Regions from separate parts of the Mus musculus genome. Here region 1 is linked to region 2. The links are chromatin loops, found by intact Hi-C in ENCODE. Cell type or tissue: left cerebral cortex. All regions are shown on one strand. Links, peaks and the distances in the headings refer to the core of each region. The heading gives the core; the rest is flanking DNA. Region 1 holds the start of Naa40 (N(alpha)-acetyltransferase 40, NatD catalytic subunit). Region 2 holds the start of Mark2 (MAP/microtubule affinity regulating kinase 2).

The links. Peaks named below come from ENCODE experiments on the same cell type or tissue, not always from the same donor. Only the 100,000 strongest peaks of a DNase experiment are listed, where the experiment ranks them.
Region 1: a loop joins it to region 2, with 3 times the contacts of the local background. A loop is called at or near these places in 16 of 42 quality-filtered maps.

The regions. Positions count from the first base shown.
Region 1 is chr19:7,234,376-7,245,550 of GRCm38, forward strand. It overlaps Naa40 (N(alpha)-acetyltransferase 40, NatD catalytic subunit), which reads right to left and starts at 6,847. Exons shown (of 8, transcript NM_027643.1): 1 at 6,563-6,847; 2 at 688-783. The coding sequence starts at 6,568. In left cerebral cortex, for the core only: no CTCF peak of the experiment used is centred there; DNase peaks (open chromatin) are centred at 6,045, 6,139 and 6,788; H3K4me3 peaks cover 1,812 bases; H3K27ac peaks cover 864 bases.
Region 2 is chr19:7,333,529-7,344,703 of GRCm38, forward strand. Mark2 (MAP/microtubule affinity regulating kinase 2) reads right to left here and starts at 8,332. Exons shown (of 18, transcript NM_007928.3): 1 at 7,640-8,332. The coding sequence starts at 7,693. In left cerebral cortex, for the core only: no CTCF peak of the experiment used is centred there; DNase peaks (open chromatin) are centred at 2,353, 3,903, 4,296, 5,221 and 3 more places; H3K4me3 peaks cover 4,030 bases; H3K27ac peaks cover 2,405 bases.

The DNA.
Region 1 (11,175 bases), core at 1,219-9,218, 100 kb before region 2:
ATCATTTCAGAGGCACAGCCATTTACCAATATGGGAATTAACAAAAATTAACGTATTGGGCTAGAAGGATGGCTCAGGAGTTAGAGTGCTTACTGCATTTTCAGAAGGTCTGGGTTCATTTCCCAGCACCCATACAGGACAGCTTACAACTTCCAGTAACACTAGCTCCAGGGACTTACACACTTACATTCATGTGCACTCTCCAGCCCCATTAGGGGAAAATGTGAAATACAGCATGATGTAGGAAGGGTACCAAGGCCAAACTCTCAGTCTCAGGGTGAAAGCTCTCAGACCCGCTCTGACACCCCCCACCCTCCATCCCACAGAGCTGATTCACAGCTGCTGCTCCTCTGAGCAGTCCCAGGGACCAGGCCAGTGAAGCCTTGGGTAAAGCAGAGCTTACAGTACGCACGGGCAGCCAGTAACCTCTGAAAGAAGGAAGAGTTAAGAACCATGTGTTATGTCTCATGAGAGGTTTCCTCACCCAAAAAATCTCCCCACGTTCCACATCAGGAAAACCTGTAGCCTTTCCACACAACCCTCAACACTTGAGCCAACCACAGCCCCTCCTCCCCAAACTGTGTGGGCATGGGCCTGTGTGGACAGTGCCAGAGATCTGCCACTTGGTGGCGCCAAGAAGTAAAAAAACAGAAAGGAGCTGAAGTTGAGAGAGGAACTGAGAGTCACCCTGTTGGCAGCATCCACTTTGGCACACACAGCATCCATGGCCGCTCTCTCCTCCAATCGTTTCTGCTTCTTCTCTTTGGCTTTGCTCGACTTTCTCTGCAACAAGGAAAACACCACCACTGGAAGGGCTATAGCCAACTCACTCAGAGGAACCCAAGGGGCCTTGAACCCGTTAACCTGACCCTGCAATAGGAAACCTGGATGTGTGGACATATTCACTTGGCTGTTCCTTCCTAAGGAGGAATGTTCAATTTCAGGAACATCTAGGATCTAAGATGGCCCCAGACCAGCATTTCTTTCTTTCTTTTCTTTTCTTTTTTTTTTTGTTTTTTTGTTTTTTTGTTTTTTTGAGACAGGGTTTCTCTGTATAGCTCTGGCTGTCCTTGAACTCACTTTGTAGGCCAAGCTGGCCTGGAACTCAGAAATCCGCCTGCCTCTGCCTCCTGAGTGCTAGAATTAAAGGCGTGCGCCACCATGGCCGGCTGGCTCAGCATTTCTTTAGAGTCTTCTAACTATGAGACAGCCCCGTGGAAGCAATTCAGAGCCACACCCAGCACGTCTGCGCAGCCCAGGCCAAGTGGCAGTCACAGCATGGCCCTGCTGATGTCAAGGGTGGCTTGAGAGACTATGGTTCACTTCAGGGCAGAGGCAAGACCAAGCTGCAGGGGCACGACAGCAGGGATGGGGCACGACACAGGGAAATTGTCCCTACTTGCATCTTAACCAGACCCTACTTGAAGGCTAATATGGGGCTCTTTCAAAATCCCTTCTCCCTATTTTTTTTTTTTTTTTTTTGGTGGGGGCATGGGAAGAGAGTGGTTTCATACTGTAGCTCATGCAGGCCCCCAACTCAACAGTAATCAACCTGGCTCAGCCTCCCAAGTGCTAAGATTACAGGTGTGAGCTACAACCCCCACTTTTCATCAAAAGTGCTTTCTACTTTTTCCCTGCCAGGTTCTAGAACAAAAACACATCATGCCCTGTCTAAGAGTAAAGCCTCCAGTCCTGCCTGGAGCTGTTATCACTAGGGCTACAGAAAGGTGCTCAATGATACCTTCTTGTTCACCCTACCAGGGAGGACCAGCAGCCCAGATCTCCTGACTCCAGCCACACATCTTTCACAGCTCACTGGAGAGAGGTCAAATACCACCAATGCCAATGTGACTGTGGCACTGCCTGGCCCCAGGACAGGGCACTGAACAATCAACATTCACATGAATTAAAAACCAGCTTTTAAACAGACGGGCTAGCTCCAAAGCGTAACTTCAGCCTGGATGTTCAAAGGAACAGCACTGCCAAACTTGTATTTCAGCATCAGAAGGTAAAAGAATTAGACTCTCTGACAGGCAAAATGCCAGCACCAGATACTTCCCACCACTGTGCTAGGAGCCAGGCTAGCTCTCATTTCTCACCTCTCCTGAGAAATGCACGTACAGGTTTTTTTTTTTTTTTGGTTTTGTTTTTTGTTTTTTCGGGGTAAGGTTTCTCTGTGTAACCCTGGTTATCCTGGAACTCACTCTGTAGACCAGGCTGGCCTCGAACTCAGAAATCTGCCTGGCTCACATACAGGTTTTTGTTGGTCTTTGTGGTGCTGGGGATGGAACTCAGGGTCTTGTGCATGACAGGCCAGTGGTCTAACATTCAACTATACCCCCAGCCTGAGGCTGTTTTCACGGAGGTGCAAATGGGAACAGAAGTAGCCCCTCCAACTGGTTTTCCGGGATTTATTTTCCCTCTGGAATATAGGCTTCAACACCACGCTGAAATCCATTAACAAAGTACTTTCACAGGAATACATGGGTCAAGGCTCAGGGTAGAAGCCATCACTTACCTTTATACATTAAGAAACTGAGGCCCAAGGGAGCATGACTCATGCATGGTTCCCCAGGGAGTGAGTGGCCAAATGGAGACATGAGGGGCCAGGCCACAGATGCAGCCTTTGTCTAGACTTCAGCTCAGTCACCAAAGACCTCATATCCTGCAGAGATAAAGCTAGGGGCTTCGAGCACTCTCAGGCAACCACTTAGCAACTAATTTCTTTTTTTTCTTTCTTTTTTTTTGGTTTTTCGGGACAGGATTTCTCTGTGTAGCCCTGGCTGTCCTGGAACTCACTTTGTAGACCAGGCTGGCCTCCAACTCAGAAATCCGCCTGCCTCTGCCTCCCAAGAGCTGGGATTAGAGGCGTGCGCCACTACCGCCCGGAGCAACTAATTTCTTGATGCCCATTTACCTGGGAACCAATTCCCAACAGTGCCACCTCTTACACCACCTCCATGCTAAGGTGGAGGCAGGGAAAAGAGAAACAGTAGCTGAAGTCTCCAGAGCTGCACCATGGAGCATCAGGAACATGAGTATTCCATCAACCAGATAAGGCCATGCCCACCTGCCACCCCTAAATGACCATTTGAACATCTCCAGGGAAACTGGGATGCTAACATATCTTCACATTCAAAGGAGATGTAAGTTCCCTTCTCCACCCTACCAAGCCAACAGAGTGTAGGACTGTTGGACTGCCACAAAACACATTGTGGGACAAGATTAAAGGTGCTGGAAACCAAGTGTGACTCCCAGGACCCCAAAAGCACAAAACCTGGGTTCTTCCACAACATTTAATTTCTCAACACAGGAACATGGTTTCTGAGACTTATGCAGACTGAGTGGCAAACCAGGCAACCCTCAAGGCCACTACCAAGGAGATTGAGATAATGGACAACACCCCTTAAGCACTTGGCAGCCAGCACAGAGTGAGGGGTAGAGGCAGGCTGGGCCACACAGGCAGGGGCCCTCCTGCAACTCCAGCAAACACCAGTTAGAGTGGTCTCCCACTGTTCCAATTAGCTTCGCTGAAGCCTTGTGGAGGTAAGGCTGTCCTGCAGGGACGCAGGAAAACTTGTCTAATTAAAATGGGAAATAAGCACAGTGAACAGTAAAGCTCATTGTGGTTAAGTGTCGTTCCCAAGGGAGCTTTATATAATAAAAAGAGTGTGGGCTTTTGAGTCAAGAGACCTGGATTTGATTCTCAGCTCTTTCACTTAATAGCTATGGCTTTAGGCATGTTACTTAAAGCCCCTTTGGCAAGTTGTTCAGTTTGTCAGAACCTCAGTTTCCTCAACCATAGAATGGACCTAATAATTCCTACAGCAATAATCAAAGGGCTGTTGTACAGATAAAATGGTATTATGCATTGGATTTAAACTCTTTTTAGCTGTACATGTGCTAGGACCAAAGCATATTCATAGCTACTATGTTACACTGAGCTTCATTTCCAGCTTTAGAGATGGTCTCTGTTTACAGGAACCCACTAGTGTCAGACACTCTGCCCGTGCATTCTTTTTTGGGGGTGGGGGGCACAGGATCTCCTATAGCTCAGGTTGGCTCCTAACTTGTTATATGGCTAAGGATGACCTTGAACTTCTGTTCCTCCTGCCTCTTCTTCCTGAGTGCTAGGATTACAGGCTTGAATTACTTTACCCAGTCTACGAGGTGCTAGGAATCAAACCCAGGACCTCAGGCATGCCAGGCAGGCACTCTATAGAACAGCTATATCCCTAGCCCTCTGCCTCTGCTTTTCTAAAAAGAATGTGTTGTAGACAGCTCAGCTGTGAGAACCAACTACTAATTCAAGTCCTAGAGTTCTGACAGGTCTTCCCAGCCTCAGCTGGACTCAGCTCCACCAGGCAGGAGTAGGTTTACTTTACTTACCAGTGTGTGCACAAACAGGAGGCTCAGATTCAAATTCAGGCTTGAACCCCTTACTAGTCTAGGAGTCACAAAGAGAAATAAAAAGACAACCCACAAACAAACTCCACCAGTGGCTGCTTCCAGAAGAGATTTGACATCACTTAGGCCTCCGTGTCAATGCTTCCACCCAACTGGTTCTGGCAAGGGGAGAGATATATCCTCTAACTCAAACCCAACAGTAGTAGAACCCGGGAGAGGTGTTGTTCCACTTGCTCCCACTATCACTCAGCCTGGGGTTTAGAAGCAGGGTACTTCCTAGGGGAATGGGTGGCAACTACTAGGAACAACTGCTTCAAGTTATGCAGGTGGGGCATGGAGGCTGGGGTGGGGACTGATGAGAGTAATGGGAGTATTCCAGATCTGATCCAATGAAGGTAATTCAAGTCTCTGCTGCTTTGAGTTTTAGGCCAGGAGACACTCTGATGGGAGTTGTGAGAAACATCTCCACAGTATGAGCAATAGATGGGGACTCAAAGGAAGCCCAGTGTATCTGGGCCCCATGACTTCAGTGCCACCAATGAATAAGTACAGAACCTGAGGCATGTCACCCTCTTAGGGCTTTGTCTGCAGTGGCTGATTCTGGGCAAAGAGTTAATGAGTAATACTAGAAACTTGATTTCATTTAGCTTCAACAACAGCAGGGGCCTGCAACTGCTCACTAAAATTGAAGTTAAATATGCCAAAGTCTCTCAGCCTTGATTTTCTTCATATTGAATAAAAATTACTGTCTGAACTATGACAAATGCTTTGGAAGGTTTTGAGGTTTTTGTGAAGACTGAACTCAGGGCCTCACATATGTTAAGCATACACTCTACTACGGAGCTATGTAACCCCAGGCCCCTCAAGTTTTGTTTTGACATTGATCCCAAAATAAGTGTTTTGTCACAAGCTAGACTACTTTTGTCTAATAAGCTGATTTGTTTGTGAGAGAGGGAAAAAAAAAAATCTAGGTTAGTGACAGTAGGGACAAACCCAAAGGAATAAAAATAGCACCAATCTATTTTAGATCACTGAAGTGAGGCTGAGAATATAAGCAAAATAGCAGCTACTGCTTAAAGGCACCTAGTGGGCTATTTACATCCATTTTCTCATTTAATCTTCATCACTATCCTAAGAGGAGGTCACGTGCATCGCACAAATAGGAATAAAACCAAGCCAGGCCTCATCACCTGCAGGGTCATGCCACTAGCCGTTAAAGATGGGGCTGCCACTGAGGCACATCTAGTTTCAAAGTCAGGACTCGCTAAAAGTGTTGCAAATTCCACACGAACCCTATGATCAGAGAGTTACATTTTTAGGAGGGTGCTTTTGCCCAACCCTAGATCTGCATATCCCAGGAAAGGCCATGGAAATGCATCTTCTTGCTGTCAGACCATAACAGGTGGTTACTATACATCCAGGCTGGGACTATAACCAGCCCATCCCCCCTACTCATCTGTACACCTCCACCCCCTCTTCCATTGCAAGCCACCTGCAGTAACAAGACTAAGAACAATCCAACTTCTAAGATCCATTTTACTGCAGCCAGAAGCTGAACGGGCATGCCTGTGTGGTAAGGAAGACTACGTTTCATCTGAAGCAGGAAGAAGCTGGTAGCAGACGGTTCAAAAGTGTAGGGGAACTGGCTGGGCAGAGACTTGAGCAGTGGGAAGCAGATTCCATCGAGACTCCGGAGTCACCGGATGGGGTCCAGCGCCCAAGCCATATCAATGTGACCTTGGCCATACGCCTTCTTGCCTCCCTGCCTCAGTTCCCTACAAGTTCGGGTAGCAGGAAACCGCTAGGACCGTGACAGCCAGATGATGGGTGTCTTCAAGGAGCAAGGGGCTAATATCAGGGACGCAGCAGGGGCTCGGGAGTGGGGAGGCCTTCTAGGGGGTCAGAGAGGCAGGAAGGGGCACGAAGAGAACGGAGTGGGGGGCGGGGGGGAGAAGAGGGCTCCCAGAGAATTTCTGGGCTAGGCTCAACGCCGGGACCTTTACAACGAGGCGTGGGGAACTCTTGTCAAGTGGGGGCCGGGGGTCACGTGAGACTGTAAGGGGTCAGGGTCACGTGAGGGGGTTCACGAAACAATGAGGACGCAGAGGGTGAACGGCAGCTGTGGACTTCCCATTACTTCTCCAGCCTCACTTACCCCCATGGTGGCGGCGGCGGCGACGGCGGCGGCCCTCGGCTCCCCTCTCGCACTTGCCCGTAGGGAGGTGGCAACGGCGGAACCCGAGCGACAGCGAAGCGGCCGGCCGCGCACTACGCATGCGTCTCACAAATCCCCCGCGCGTCCTAGAGGGCCCCGCGCCGGCGCAGAACCGGACCAGAGTGGGCGGCGAGCGCGAAGGCGCGCAGGTGGAACGGTTGCCGTGCGCGCGGAAGGCCTGAGAACAGAAAGGCGGGAGGCGCGGCAGAGCGTCGCGCTAGGAATGACGCGCACGCGCCGGCCCCGCCCCCTCGACGGTCCGCGTCTGTAACTATGGCAACGACCACGCGGAGCGGAAGGGCGCGCGCCGGCCTGGAGCAAGCTAGCCTCGGAGCCACTTGGTGGGCGGTGGTGCGGGCTGCCTTCGCTGAGGCGCGCAGGCACAGCCAAAAGTCTGGAAGCATTCTGACTTCTAGAAGCTGACCCTTGGCATGCCTTTTCTAACAAGTCCTGTTATACCCATTCATCCTTCTCAACATTCGTTCACACGGCATTAACATGCACATACATTGTGCTGAACCCAGAGGATACAGAAGTTTGTGTCCTAAAGGAGCTTGTAACTCCTGTGTAACTAAAGACCTCAGGTGTTCTGGGTCCTATTTTTTTCAGTTTGAGCAGACATCTGGGTAGTGTGACCTCCACATGACCTGCATGGGAATCACCTAGGGAGATAGAGCAGTTTGCAAACCCTTGGGACTAACCCTGAAATCTGGGGTGGAGGCGGGAATCAAAATCTTAGCTTTCTTGGTTTTTTTTTGTTTGGTTGGTTGGTTTTTGTTGTTGTTGTTGTTTTTGTTTTGCTTGGTTTGGCTTAGGTTGGCCTCCTTGACCCTGCCAGCCCTGTACTGAGGGTCAAATTCATGGTTTCACACATGATAGAGTTCTGTCATTGAGCTACAACCCCTACTCCAGAGTCTCTATTAGCGCGGGCACACACACACACAAAATTAGAACGCCCTGGCTCCAGTCTTAAATTTAAAATTTTCAGATTTTAATCATTATCCTACGTTTATTGCTCAGAGAAGTTGTAGCCCTGGCAACGTGCAGCGAGTGCCTACTGCAGTGGTAGGCACTGTTTCAGGCAGCAAAGAAAACAATACCAAGCTGAGTGTGGTGGCTCCTACCTGTGATCCAAGTACTATGGAAGCAGAGGTTGGAGGACCATGGGGCTTGAGAGACAGCTCAGAGGTTAAGAGCAATGGCTACCCATCTAAAAGAACCAGGTTCCTAGGACTCATGGCAGCTTAGAACTATATATAACTCCAGGTACAAGGGATCTAACACAGTCACACAGACACAGTCAGGCGATCCCAGCATTTGGGAGGCAGAGGCAAGTGGATCTCATTAGTTTGAGGCCAGCTTGGTCTATAGACCAAGTTCCAGGACAGCCAGGGCTACGCAGAGAAATCCTAGCTTGAAAGACCTAAATAAATAAAATCTCAAAAAATTTAAAAAAGAAAAGAGAGAGAGAGAGAAGGAAAGAAATAGTATCAAACAGGAAAAAGATCTGCTGGTATTTTCTAGAAAGGAGATAATAAGCCAGTTAAATAAATAATAAAAGAATAGTATGTGCCCTGGGTACCATGAAGGAAAAGAAAGCCTGTCAGGAAAGGATTTATAATTGTATCTAGGATGCTTGGGGAAGATAACACGAGGTGGTGGTAGTTGAGCCAAGATCTTTAGGGAGTCAGAGAGCAAGTCATGAAGCTACCTGGGAGCAGGGCAGGGCATTCCAGGAGGGGGGGTGGTGTCAAACAGTCCCTGACTTTCCCTGCAGGTGGGAATGCTGTTAGTTGGCACTCCTAGCATTAAGTACAGTGTGGCCAGGGCAAATGGGACCTGCAGGAGCAGGATATGAAGTGGACTCAGGCAGGTAAGAAGCGTTTCTTTTGCAGCTCATAGACTTGCAGAGACTTGGGGATTTAGACCACTGCTGGAAACTGAGTGGAGGGGCCACCAGCTGGTTTAGGTGTTCTGAGGCCCACTGGGCTGCTGATTCGACAAGGAGATATATAGTAGAGGTAAGGTTACAGGAAGAGGAGTCAGGCAAAGAGTGAGATGCCACAGGCAGGTGGTTGCTGGGAATTGAACTCATGACCTTTGGAAGAGCAGCCAGCACTCTTAACTGCTGAGCCATCTCTCCGGCCGCTTGTTTGTTTTTCAACACGGTTTTTCTGTGTAGCCCTGGCACTTGCCTCCTGAGCTGGAATCAAAGGCGTGTGCCACCATCACCTGGCTAGGAAGTCTTCCTTTTAATGTTGTATAAATCCACCAGCCAGAATGTAAGAAAATTGATGAATCTGCAGTTGGCTCCTTATCTGGAAGTCAGAAAATGTATTGCTGAAGGTCACTTCCTAACACTCTGGAGACCAGGCCGCTGGGAGAGGGAGCTGAGGCGGGTGGGTGAGAAGACATCTGAGTGAACTTTTGGAGAATGAGGCAGGAGTCCAACAGAAAATCCTCCCTGCCGTCTGGCTTTTCCTCTGGCCTCTCCTGAAGTCACTGTCGTGGTCAGCTCTTTCTTTACTGATCCAATCTCCATATCCTTTCTGCTACCCTCGACCCACCCTCTCTCACACTTTCGGACTCATCTTACTTTTGGTTTTTTTGCAGTGTTGAGGACTGAAGGCAGGGCACATTGATTTGCCTCTAAGCTATATCCCCAGGCCTACTACAAGTCATCCAAGCAACCCCTCCCCCACCCAAGCTACCTGAAAAAGCCCAATATCTGATTATTGTCCCCAAGACACACTACAAGCAACCGTCTTCTTCCAAGGGAGGTCATAAGGGTTAAATGAGAGGGATACAAGGCCTCACAAGGAAAGTCCCCCTTTCCCTCTTCTCTGACCAACATCGTCCCATTCTGAGGATGCTTTCTCATTAACCATTCCCCTATGGTTGAAGAACCCCCTCCTCCATTCTCATTCTCTCTGACTTCATGGACAGGGACATTAATCCCTGGTCTTCCCCATGTCTGGAGTGGCTCTGGCTGTCCCTTCTACCTGCCCGCTGGATCTCCTTTTTTCTTGACAATAGGTCCCACGTAGTCCAAGATGGCCCCAAGTTTGCGTCAGAGCTCAGACTGGTCTTGAACCTCTGATCTTCCTGCCTCTACATCTCAAGTGCTGGGACTTCAAAAAGCTATATTCCCAGGCCTACTACAAGTCACCCAAGCACGCCTGACTTTTCTTCCTCCCTTTCCTCTAATGCGGCCACTCCTTCAAACAGCTATAGGCTTCAGGCACCCATTTATTCTCCCACTCATTGTTGCCTCGTCCCAGGAATAAGGGAGGGAAAGGTGTGTGTGTGTGTGTGTGTGTAGTGACAGGACCCCCTTCTAACCTACCTGGGAGTACAGTGGGGAAGGAGAGGCATCATAATCAGGTGAGTGTCCCCTGATTTCCTCACTCCTGCAACCCTGACCTCTTCCTAAATTCTGGATTTTGTACTTGTTTTAGTCAGGGTTTCTATTCCTGGACAAAACATCATGACCAAGAAGCAAGTTGGGAAGGAAAGGGTTTATTCAGCTTACACTTCCATACTGCTGTTCATCACCAAGGAAGTCAGGACTGGAACTCAAGCAGGTCAGAAAGCAGGAACTGATGCAGAAGCCATAGAGAGATGTTCTTTACTGGCTTACTTCCCCTGGCTTGCTCAGCCTGCTCTCCAAGACTACTAGCCCAGAGATGGTACCACCCACAAGGGGACCTCCCCACTTGATCACTAATTGAGAAAATGCCTTACAGCTGGATCTCATGGAGGCACTTCCCCAACTGAAGCTCCTTTCTCTGTGATAACTCCAGCCTGTGTCACGTTGGCTAGTCAAAACTAGCCAGTACAGTACTGAAACCCTCTTGCCTCCCCTTAATTCAGATCCCAGCTGAGATAGAAGCTGCCTTCTCTCATTCCACATGGCTGGCCTGGGCACCCCACTGAGGGCTTCCACCATCTTTGCCATTTCCCATTGCCCACATGTACACCTGTGTCTTTGGAGATAGGGTTTCATATAACCGAGGTTGCTCCCAAATCCATTATGAAACTATGAATGACCTTTGACTCTTTCGTTTGTTTATTTTATCATCCTATGTATATGGGTGCTTCACCTGTATATATGTGTGTCTGGTACCTAAGAAGAGAGGATCGGAGTTACATGATTGTGGACTGACATGTCAGTGCTGGGTGGGAATCAGACTCAGGTCCTCTGGAAGAGCAGCTGATGGTTGTAAACCCAAAGCTATCTCTTCAGCCTCAACCTTGAACTCTTGATCCCTCTGATTCTGCATCCCAAGTGCTGGGACTATAGGAATGTGCCATCACTGTGTGGTGCTGGCACTCAGACTCAGGGTTGCTAGGCAATTGCTCTCCCTACTCAGCCACATTCCCAGCCTCCTCCATCAGTCTGTTGGCTCCTGCAGCTGGGAACTGTGCTTTTTCTCTGCCATTGCTGTTAAGCAGCAGATTACATACACAACTCCCACTTACCACTTGCCTGACACCACTACTGAACTTGGTACCCGGTTCAATGCAATTTTAGAGCAGTGTTTCAGGTTCTA
Region 2 (11,175 bases), core at 1,930-9,929:
ACAGAAGGAGCCAGCACCTAGGCTGGAGCTATCTACAAATAGCTTAAGTCAAATTATAAAGCTTCCATACATTGGATTTTCTGCTTTTGAAGAGAATGGGAAAACATTCCTGCTCCACCTTCCAGTACTGGCTACTGAGTCTTAGAACCTGGCTCAGTCTACTCCCTGAGGAAACTCCCTATAACATCCAAGTAACTGATAATTCTCAGAAGACAAACTATAGCTAAGTGCCTGTATGTTTTCAAAGGCTAAAAGCTGTGCCCCTTTAATCCTCCTGGAAGCCTGGGGCATTTGAATCATGGAGCACACACTCAAAGGGTCCGAAGTCATTGAGTTTGTCTACATCACAGGAGCCAGGACTCAGGATTCCCAATTCTCTTCCACACTCCAAAAGAGGAACCAGACTCAGCCCTCCCAGACCTGCGCCATAGGAGACCCCAAACCCTTCCGTAGGGATGGTGGGACCCTTTGACAAATGAGTGTGTAGGGAGCCCAAGAAAAGAAACTGTACCTTACAGGTTCCAAGGAAAGTTCATAAAACAGATCAGTTGGTTTGAGGATCAGCATGGGGTGCCGAAAAAGCTTTCAGAAGAGGAGATCCAATTCCCATACTGGGTACTTGCAGAGGGTGGGAGGTTGTTTACAGAGGTCATACAAACTCAGCAGCTCCGTTCAGTCTACAGGAGGCTGACCTCTGTGTTGCCAATTTCCCAGAGAGGACAAGGGAAGACAGGCTGGCCCTGTGCAAAACCAGCTTGACAGGTTCTACTGTGCAGCCCAGAGCCTGCTCTACCTACCTCACATGGAGGAAAAAAAAGGCCAGAAGGGTGGCTAGGAGCAGTCACTGAATACAGCTCTCCCCTCTCTTTCCCCATGTCTACCTCACCTACCTGCCCCCAAGGACCCCAAGCCAGTATGAGCATCCAACTCCACCTGTCCTACCAAAACTTATGCCTGGTCCTTGGTTTCACAAGCCTACATGTAATGATTTTGTACACCACTGTGCTAATGAAAATATCTCAAAGTAGACGTGAGTACAAACCCAAAGACAAGACACCTGTGGAAAGAACCTACAGACAGCATGCCAGACAAAGACATACAGATCAAGGGATACACACCCCAAAAGGAGGAGGGGGGCACTGAGCAGAGCAAGAAACAGGGAAGCCCTCTCTTTCGGAGAGATAACTGAAAACCAAGAGGCCAGATTCTCTTGGTACTGTTTCAAAATTGGTTGTCCCATCCCAATCTAAGAACAATAGCAGGGGGCTGGAGAGATGGCTCAGAGGTTAAGAGTACACACTGCTCTTCCAGAGAACCTGGGTTAACTCTCATCACAGCTGCATGTAACCATGTGGTTGTAGTGCATGCCTTTAATCCCAGCACTCCGAAGGCAGAGCCAGAGCTACATACGAGCAAGCAAGCAAGCAAAAGAGGAGCAGGGGGGCTGGTGAGATGGCTCAGTGGGTAAGAGTACCCGTCTGCTCTTCCAAAGGTCCGGATTTCAAATCCCAGCAACCACATGGTGGCTCACAACCATCTGTAATGAGATCTGACGCCCTCTTCTGGTGTGTCTGAAGGCAGCTACAGTGTACTTACATATAATAAATAAATCTTTAAAAAAAAAAAAAGAGGAGCAGGGATTTGGGCGCTGAAAAGATGGCTCAGAGGTTAAGAGCACTAGCTGCTCTTTCAGAGAACCTATGATCCAATGCCCTCTTCTGCCCTTCTTAGGTACCAGGTATACAGGTGGTCCAAAAATACACAGGCAGACACATATACACATAAAATAGTAAGAAAAAATTTAAAGTCCCCATCAGAAAAAAGACCTTATTAAAATACTAATAATTTTTGTTTTCGTTTGTTGGAGACAGGGTCTCTCTATGTAGTCCTGGCTGTCCTAGAACTTGCTATGTAGACCAGGCTGGCCTCAAACTCAAAGATACCTGCCTCCACTGGGATTGAAGGTATGTGCTACCATGCCTGGATATAAAAATAATTTTTTAAATTAAAAAATGAATGAAGAGCTGAGGCAGGAGGATCTCTATGGGGTTGAAGCTAGCCAGTTCTACAGAGTGAGTTCCAGGACAGCCAAGTGTATACAGAGAAACCATGTCTAAAACAAACAGACAAACAAACAAACAAGTAAATAACGATGGTATTCAATGGCTATCCCAAAAGGTTGTGGTGGGGGCAGTGACACTCTGCTAGGTTAAGCAGGGATAGCCTGCAGCCTCCAGTGCCAGCATGGGGAAAGGGTGAGTTCCTCCCCCAGGTTTGTAAAGGCTTATTCTTCTTCCTTGTGCTGAAACAGAAGGGGAAAGCACGCAGCTAACACGTCAGTGACTCACACTCATGTTTGATGAAGGCTGGGAGAAAGCCTAGAGAACCCAAGCTTCAAATGCAAAACGACAAATACTGGAATCTCCCATCAAGAGAAGGAAACTCAGTCACCTATCCTGTTTGTCATCTTGCTGAGATTCCAAGGAAAGGCCAAGCTGAAACACCAACCTTTCCATATAGCTCTGAGTTTTTGCTTTGATAGGAAAGCATCAAACCTGGCAGCAGCAACATAAGCAGAAGGGAACAAGGCCAGCCCTCCACACATACCCCTCAGCACAGAGGCCAGGCAGCTGGGCTTCCAACTTAACCAAGTAGAGGGAAGCAGCTGAGCCTGGGTACAGCAGGAACCTTGACCAGGCAGCCTAAGGCTTAGGTGGCCAGGCTGCCTCCTGGCCCTTTCCATCTGCTGAAGTTACCACATCCCAACCCATTAACGGGCTTCAAAGTGCTGCTGGGGGGAGTCCATTTAGCACAGACACTATCACGGGGCCAAAGATGGTACCCAGCCCCCAACCCACTTGTCAATAATGTGCCACAAAGTCTGAGGCCTGACTGCATTCTAAGCATAAAATATTCATTCAAGTCAACATAATACATATGTAGGGCCATTGTAGAAGCTCCTGAGGGAAGAGAAATGCCAGTTAGGTAGCTAAGTGCTCCATGAGAAAACAGTTCATGAAGGCCTGGAGCTAGTCTTAGTCAAATGCCCTTTGAGAATCTGGCTGTTCTTCCAAAGGGAGACCATCAGCCAGAGAAATGCTGACTCCTGAGAGATCTCACTGTACAAGCCTCTCAGGCAAACAAGGTTCTCCATCTCTTTTTACCTCATAAGTATCAACTAGGCCAAGACATGTATGCCCAAGATTTTCAGCCCAAACTATTGTCACAGAATAAAAGATGCACCTACCCCTATGCAAACTTGGTTTCAATCCAAAGCAGGCCAACTTCCAACCGCTTACTTGTATCATCTGTGTAGCTAGCTACCCAAATCCTCAGAATGGAGAAGCATTATTATAATTCACTCTACAATTACTTTTAAGGTCAAAAAGTACAGCGTCACTGTCAAGTTTCAGAGAGACATTACTCTAACAAGCCTCACATAGACTCTCTAAGGTCCAGCAGATTAAACTGTGAGGTCTAACATTCACTCACATCCACACCCTGAAGGCAGAGCCCCACCTCATCATCAAGAGTCAAATCACAGAATCCCACATCATCAAAAATGAAGTATTCAGACCAGTGTTGACCAAAAGGAAACTGGAATCTCACAAGGTGTCTATGGGATGGCTTAATTCTTCCACCAAACCCGTTCTCACATCCACCTTAATGGAAAGCAAACCTTCAGCCATTGGCTTGTTAGGCAAATGCTACACCACTAAATTATAGCTAGTCTTTTTACTTTGGATCTGGAGAGACAGAGTCTCACTAAGTTGCTAGCCTTGAGTTTATCCTGTAGCTCAAACAGAACTTGGATCTGAGCCTGCCTCAGCTCTATACTGCTGGGTATGAGGCTTTTTGTTGCTGCTGTTATCCTTATCAACCACCACCACCACCACATTTATTTAGACACAGAGAGACAGAAAGGGAGAGAGAGGGAGAGAGGGAGAAGGAGGGAGGAAGTGGGGAGAGAGGGAGAGAGGGAGAGAGAGAATGAGAACGAGCATGTGTGTTTGTTAGTATTTTGCCAGAGTGAGGTTCAGCTTTTCCACCAAGTATGTGAGTCTCAGGGATCCAGCTCAGGTCATCAGGCTTTGTGGCAAGTGCCCTTACCCATTAAGCCATTTTGTCAGCCCTGAGCAGTATGTTTTTATAGGATTCTATAACTTAGATTTGTCCTCTTCTTCAATCTTCCAGACTCCTCTTTGAGAATATATTCTGCCACCCACTCTCTAGAAGAGTTGGGGGCAGAACTGTCATTTGACTGATGGGAAGCAAAAGGCTCCTGTTTTCTATCAGATACTCTGTTTCCAGGTTATGAAGCTATGTGTCCCCTCCCCCAGAAATTAGGGAAAGCGCTAGCCTGGGGTAGGTGAACTCTGGAAGTTGTACCCTTCTCCACACTTGACTGTTAAGGCTGCTGCTGGCTGGAAGACAAACAGTCATCTTGCTGATTACTTTCAAGGCTGCGAAGCCTCCAGGCCAGCAGAGGCATTTGGAAAAGCAGCTCACAGAAAGCTCAGCTCACAGACTTTAGAAACCCCAAAACCACTAGCCCCAGGTCAGAATCCTGCAAAAGGAAGTCATCTCTGGTGATAGTGCACATCTGAAATCAGGTGTCACCAAAATTATCTTCAAGACAGAGCTTGGCTTTCTTTTATCTACTTTCACTGTTAAAAGCAGAGTTGACAGCAAACAGGCAATCTTCTGCAACATAAGGTTTATTTTTATGCTTCAACATGTTCTGTGTGTTTCAGAAGTGATCAAAGAGCTCCTAGAAACAGCTTATCAGCCACAATTTTAAAGAAAGAAGGAGAAAAGGAAGAGATTGGAAACATCCACAGAAGTTTGCTTACTTATTCTCTGGTAAAACCAGCTTAACTAATTTAAATCTAAATAAGGTGACGGTGGAGAGGGACCTGCCCAGCCAAATTCTTTGCTTTTTATTTCCTAACACTGAGGTGACTGCAATGACTGAGCTTCCACAATGGCTTCACTATGTGCAATGGGACTGAGGAGAAGGTATTTAGTTTCAACCTGGTAGCCGGGTCTACTCTGAAGAAGGTGGATGTTGAACTGACTCTTGCTTTTTGTTTTTGTTTCTAAAGCACACAGGGTTGGGCTGGGGAGTATAACGTGTCTATCAAGAACAAGGCTCTGAGCAAATCAGCAGCACAAGAAACAAAGAGAAACAGCTAGGCACCTGGAAGGGTGTGCACCTAGCTTTTCCAAGTCCAAGTTTTTTCGAAGGCGGTGGCAGAACATGAAGCTGACAGTGTGAGTGGAGAATCAGGAACTGACTGCATGCAGCTCGGTCCACCAAGAACAGAAATGGAGCCTAAGAGGAGCAGAATGACAAGGCAGCCTCTGCTCTGGACCAAGTTATCACGAAGCAGCTCACGTGCCAAACTGGCCACTGATTACCACTCTCCTGAAATCAGTGTACATGCATCAAACCTCAACTTCATGACCCAATACTGTGTGGAGCACATCTGAGCACACAGAAGACCAATAGTGCATTTACACTTAGTAAACAGTCAAAGAAACCACACCGAGGCCACTCTGCCCAACACGGTGCCTCCACAGCCTGCCTCTCTGGGGAACAGGCAGGTCAACCACGCCCCACATGCCTGAAAGTACCAGTCAGTCACTTGGCCTCCTTCTCCCTGCTCATAACCAAGTCTGGGAAAGTTCTCCAGTTAACTGAGGTCTAGCTACTGCGAGAAGTAGGAGAAAGGAGGATGCACGGACCAGCCTCAGAAGAGCCTGGACAAAGTGTTTCCCAAGAGACACTGCTGGCAAGCAAGGGACTGTGCAACACAGACCAAGCTCCTCAGTTTCTGAAGATCTCTGTCCCAGGCAGGACTAGCTGCCAGACCAGGCATGAAATCAATCAACCATCCCTCCCTCTCAACCCCCTGCTCTGGCCCAAGAGCACACAGCCCCTATGTGTTATGGGTCCATCGTGTCAGAAAACTGTCCGGATGCTTCTTTAGCTCCAGGTACAGACAGCAGGAGAGTAACAGCAGCAAAGCACAGGAAAGAGATAAAGAGGGTTCTCAAAGAAGGAAGTTGATGCTAAGCAAACACAGCAGCATCGCGAGCCTACCTGGCTACAGAGAAAACAGGGAACAGGAGGGAAACACCAGGGTGTGCTGAGTAAAGCCTGCTCCTTTCCAACGAGTTTGTGTTTAGTAAAATTCACCCAGAAACATGTGACAGGCAAGGGACTGTCCAAAAGGCAGGCAGAGAGGGACACTAGAGACAGTGAAACAAAGGAGAGAAGTGTGAAGTGGAAGCAATGGCTCATAGGTGAGAGGACGACACAGAAAAGGCAAAAGCTTGGGTGACAAAAAGCAGTGATTGCCAGGATGAGAAAGGGAGAGCATAGGCCAGCCCAGGAGCTGGTGCGCAGCATAAGCAGTTAGCATACACCCTGGGACCCGCAAAGGCTAGCTAAGAGAAAGGGAATGGACAGAGCATACAAGCTGTAAACAGACTGGGAGGGGAGGAGGAGACCCATTAGGACAGGAAAGGCAGCACTGATTAAGGAGGTATTGTAAGAGAGATGGGGGAAGGTTGAGCAATAGGAAGTAGCAAACAAGAAAGATACTATGATACTATGAGAAGTGACAGCCACCAGTTTGGAAAGACAGTATCGGAATTTGTGTTGCAGTGTAAGTAGGCAGTAAAGTAGGGACTGATGCAGCTGATGCAGCCCGCAAAAGAGTGAGCAACAGGTTATGTTAATACAGCCAGACTAAAACACTGACTTTCCCACGGTAGAGGAGAGCCCAGGGATAATCTGGAAGAGCATTCAGACAGGAGGCCCAAGGACTTAAATGCCAAACCCCAGGGGGAAGAGAACAGGAGTGATCCAAAGACTCTGAAGGGAGCGGTGACTGGAACCCCAAAGGCAACCTGTGGGAAAACTATGCGCATGACAGCTGTATGGGAAACACGGAAGCGACACATGCCAGTGCCAGGAGCCTGGGAGCTCCTGCCGAAAAGAAGGGAAAGTGATGAGCAAGGAGTAGGCGAACGATTTGGAAAGGTGACGAGGGTGGAGCTGGTGGGTTGCAAGCAACAGGGAGAGCCCAATTTGGAACGGGAAAGGAGGATAGAAAAAGCTGGGGAAGTGAAAGGGGAAAGGGACCGAGAACACACTCCCGAGACACGGACTCTTGAGGGAGAAAACCGAGGATTGTGAGAGCCGGTGCGGGTAGAGAGGGTACAAAGCTAGAGAGATGCAGAAAGAGGTGGGCAACAATCCGCGGCAAATCGCGGGGTATTATTCGAGGAGCAGGAAGGTGGCTGCTTTAAGCGTGGGTGGAGGAAGACCAGAAAGGCCCCTGAGAGAAAAGGGAAGAGAGGGGGAAGCTGGGGAGATAGCACGGAAGAGCGCAGGAGGGCGGTGAGAGGCGAGGGGCGTTTGGCAGAAATACAAGTGTGCAGTTCAGTCAGGACGACGTGGGTCCCAGGTCAGGATTCGGAAGAGGGATGTGAAGGGCTGGAACCCAGGGCCAGATGACAGCCTAGGCTTGTAGAAGAAAGCAGGAGCACGAGGAGAACTGAGGGAGGGAGCCTCCGTAAGGTGCAGGGGCCCAGTCACAGAATTAGGGGAGCCCTGAGGGCTCCTTACCTGCTCCGTGTCCCTTTCGTTCAGCGTGGGTAGGGGGGTCCGAGCGCTGGACATGGCGCCGGTATCTCAGGGGAGGGAATGGAGAAGCTTGGAGGAAGATAGGGAAGGGAAGGCTAGGAGCCCGGCCGGGCGGGGCTTCTCACAGCAGGAGCACCCGCTGCATGGGCCCCGGCCGGGGGTGCGGGGAGGCCGGGCGATGGCTCACGCCAGCCCGGTGATGCACCGCTCGGGCTAGGCCTCGCCGGCTCCGAGCGGCTCCGGACCGCACCCCCCCCCCCGACCCCCGGCTGGGTTGTGCCGCCTTTCGGCCCGGCCGCGCCGCTCCGCCTACTCTCAACCGCCGCAGCCGGCCGCCTGCCTCGCTCCTCCCCTGCCCTCAGCCGCACTGCTCCGCGCCCGACACACAGGCAGCCGCCGCCGGACCTGCTGCTCCCAACATGGCCGCCACCACCGCCAGCCCTCGGCTCTTTCCGCCGGCAAGAGCCGGAAACATCCGAAACAACTAGGAACGGGAGGGGGAAGAGCCTTTTCCTCTCGGCCCAGACGATGGGTGAATTCCGGAAACTACCGAAGAAGGTAATCCCCGGGGACGCGCGCACCTCCTAGATTCCGAAGACCGAGGTTCGGCTCTGTTTACGGAAATCCACGAAGAGACTCCCCGCACCTCCAGAGCCAACCAGCAGCCACGCCTACCGGCCTTTCTCCGCCCACTTGGAGCAAGCTTTCGGCAGTTTCCGGAAACAGCCGAAGAGGCTCCGCGTGTGCTAAACCGGCCACGCCCCCGTTCCGTCGCTCGGCCGAGAGCGGTAGTCAGCCATTTCCGGCAACACCCGAGAGCTGCCGAGGCTAAGAATCTATCTCTTCGTTTCTTTCCGTCAGTTTTCGGTTATTTTCAAACCTTGAACAGGCGTGGGTCACCTGTACCTGTTGTTTGACTTAGAAAATACCGCTATTAGCTGTTCCTACAACTGATGTCCTTTGAGCCTAACGCCAACTTCCCATCCGCATGTTTAGCTCATAAAACCCACTTTATCGCTCAACCTTGCTATCAACGTGTGAGTCAACTGCCAAGTGTAGTGTCATCCTATTGCCTGTCTCCTGCTTTGCACACCCGCCCATCTTGCGACTATCTTGGCTTCTAGAAGTCTATGTCAGCCTTATATTGAGTCAGTCCCCTCATTCCTCTGTAAAGCCTGGGACAGACACCAGGTCGGACAGGCACTGGGTCAGCGTCCTTGAAACTTAACACACCTTTAAGGTACAGTATTTTTTTCAGTATTGAGAAAAATGCTTGCGTGATCTTGGCATGGAATCACATAACAAAGGCCAGCAAAATAACTCAGTTTGATCCATGGGGATCCACATAGTGAAAGGGGAGAACCAAGTCTAAAACATTGTTCCATGAGCATGCTACCCTATACACTAAATAAAAATGTAATTATATATGTATATATGTGTGTGTGTATAATATATATACATATGTATGTATATGTATATATATAAAATGAGTTGGAGAGATGGTTCAGAAGTCAAGAGGAAGGACTGGTTGCTCTCCCAGAGGACTGAGGTTTAGTACCCAGCACCCATATGGTGGTTAACAACTGTCTAACTAGTTCTAGGTGGTTTGACACCTTCTGGCTTCCACTAGGTTGCACAGACGTACATACAGGCTAAACACTCATATACACAAAAGTTAAATAGATAAATACTACAACATAGGTCAGAATGCTGGCTCATTCAGAGCCTGTACTATTTTCCAGAGAATCTGGTCAGGTCCCAGCATCCACATCAGATGGCTCCCTACCCCTTGTAACTTCAATTCCAGGGGAAATGATGCCCTCTGGCCTCTACCAGCACCCGCATGCCAGTGATACACATAAACCCATAAAAGCACAAACATAGGCACATACAAATAAATATTTCTTTAAATTACACATAACATTTCCTTTCTGCTGTTAGTTTCGATTCTATGACACAGTTTCCCACTGTAGACCAGACTGACCAAGAACTCCTGGAGCTGCCTCTGCTTCCCAAGGGCTGGGATTAAAGGTGTGCACCAACCACCCTGTCCATCCAAGTTTTTGTTGTTCTTTTGTTTTTGCTTTTTTTGGAAACAGGGTATTAAGTAGCCCAGGCTGGCCATGATATGTAACCAAGGATGGTTGAACTACTGATCCCCGGCCTTCATTTCCTCACCACTTTGATTGCAAGTGTGCACTGCCATGCCCAGCCCTAAATGACTTTTAAAATATTCTACAATGTTTAAGTCTGGAGAGACCATCTCTTTTTTTTTTTTTTGGTTTTTTGAAACAGGGTTTCTCTGTGTAGCCCTGGCTGTCCTAGAGCTCACTTTGTAGACCAGGCTGGCCTTGAACTCAGAAATCCGCCTGCCTCTGCCCCCCAAGTGCTGGGATTAAAGGCGTGCGCCACTACGCCCGGCTTGGAGAGACCATTTCATTTTCATTTTCATTTTCATTTCAAATCTCCCTTCTAAGACAAACTCATGGCAAAAGAATAGGCACTTGTTGACGATAAGGATTCCTGGGGTTGTAGGATAGTGGGAGAGCTTTAACTCCCATGCCATGAAGGAGGCCCTGGGGTCAATCTCTAGAACGAAAAATAAAATAAAATAAAACAGACAACCAAAAAGGATTCCTCCAGCTGGGTATGGTGGTCTGCCCCTGTAATCTTAGCACTAGAGAGAAGCAAAGGGGGTTGGCGAGATGGCTCAGTGGGTAAGAGCACCGACTGCTCTTCTGAAGGTCCAGAGTTCAAATCCCAGCAACCACATGGTGGCTCACAACCATCCATAACAAGATGATGCCCTCTTCTGGAGTGTCTGAAGATAGCTACAGTGTGCTTACATATAATAAATAAATAAATAAATAAATAAATAAATAAATAAATAAATAAAATCTTTTTTAAAAGAGAGAGAGAGAGAGAGAGAGAAACAAAGGCAGAAGAAAAGATGGTTCGAGGCCAGCCTGGCCTACATAATGAGTTCCAGGACAAGCAGGGCTACACAGTAAACACCCATCTCTAAAACCAAACCAAACCACAAAGACAAGTAGATGGTGAGGTGGCTCAGTAGTTCCAAGCTTGCTGCTCTTTCAGAGGACATGGGTTTGGTCCCATGGGGGCTCACAAAGCTCTTCTGGCCTCCATGAACACTACATGTGCATAGTGGGTATGCAGGCTAGCAGGTAAAACTCTAAAAATAAAAAAGGTTTAAAAACTAAAACTAAAATGTAAAACACATTCCCCAGCAGGGCAAGGTGGCATGCTTTTAATCCTAGCACTTGGAGGCAGATGGAGGTGGATTTCTGTTGGTTCAAGGTCAGCCTGCTCTACATAGTGAGGTTCGAGATGGCCTGTGTTACATAGTAAGTCCCTGTCTTGGTATGAGGGTAGGAGGGAGGATGGCAAAACCTCAGAATAGTGCAATGAAAGGACCAGACCTCTTGAAGATGTCTTTTTCCTTTTCTGGGCCTCAGTCTCCCTGTTGATAAGTGGGTTTGTTGAATTCAACAACTCTG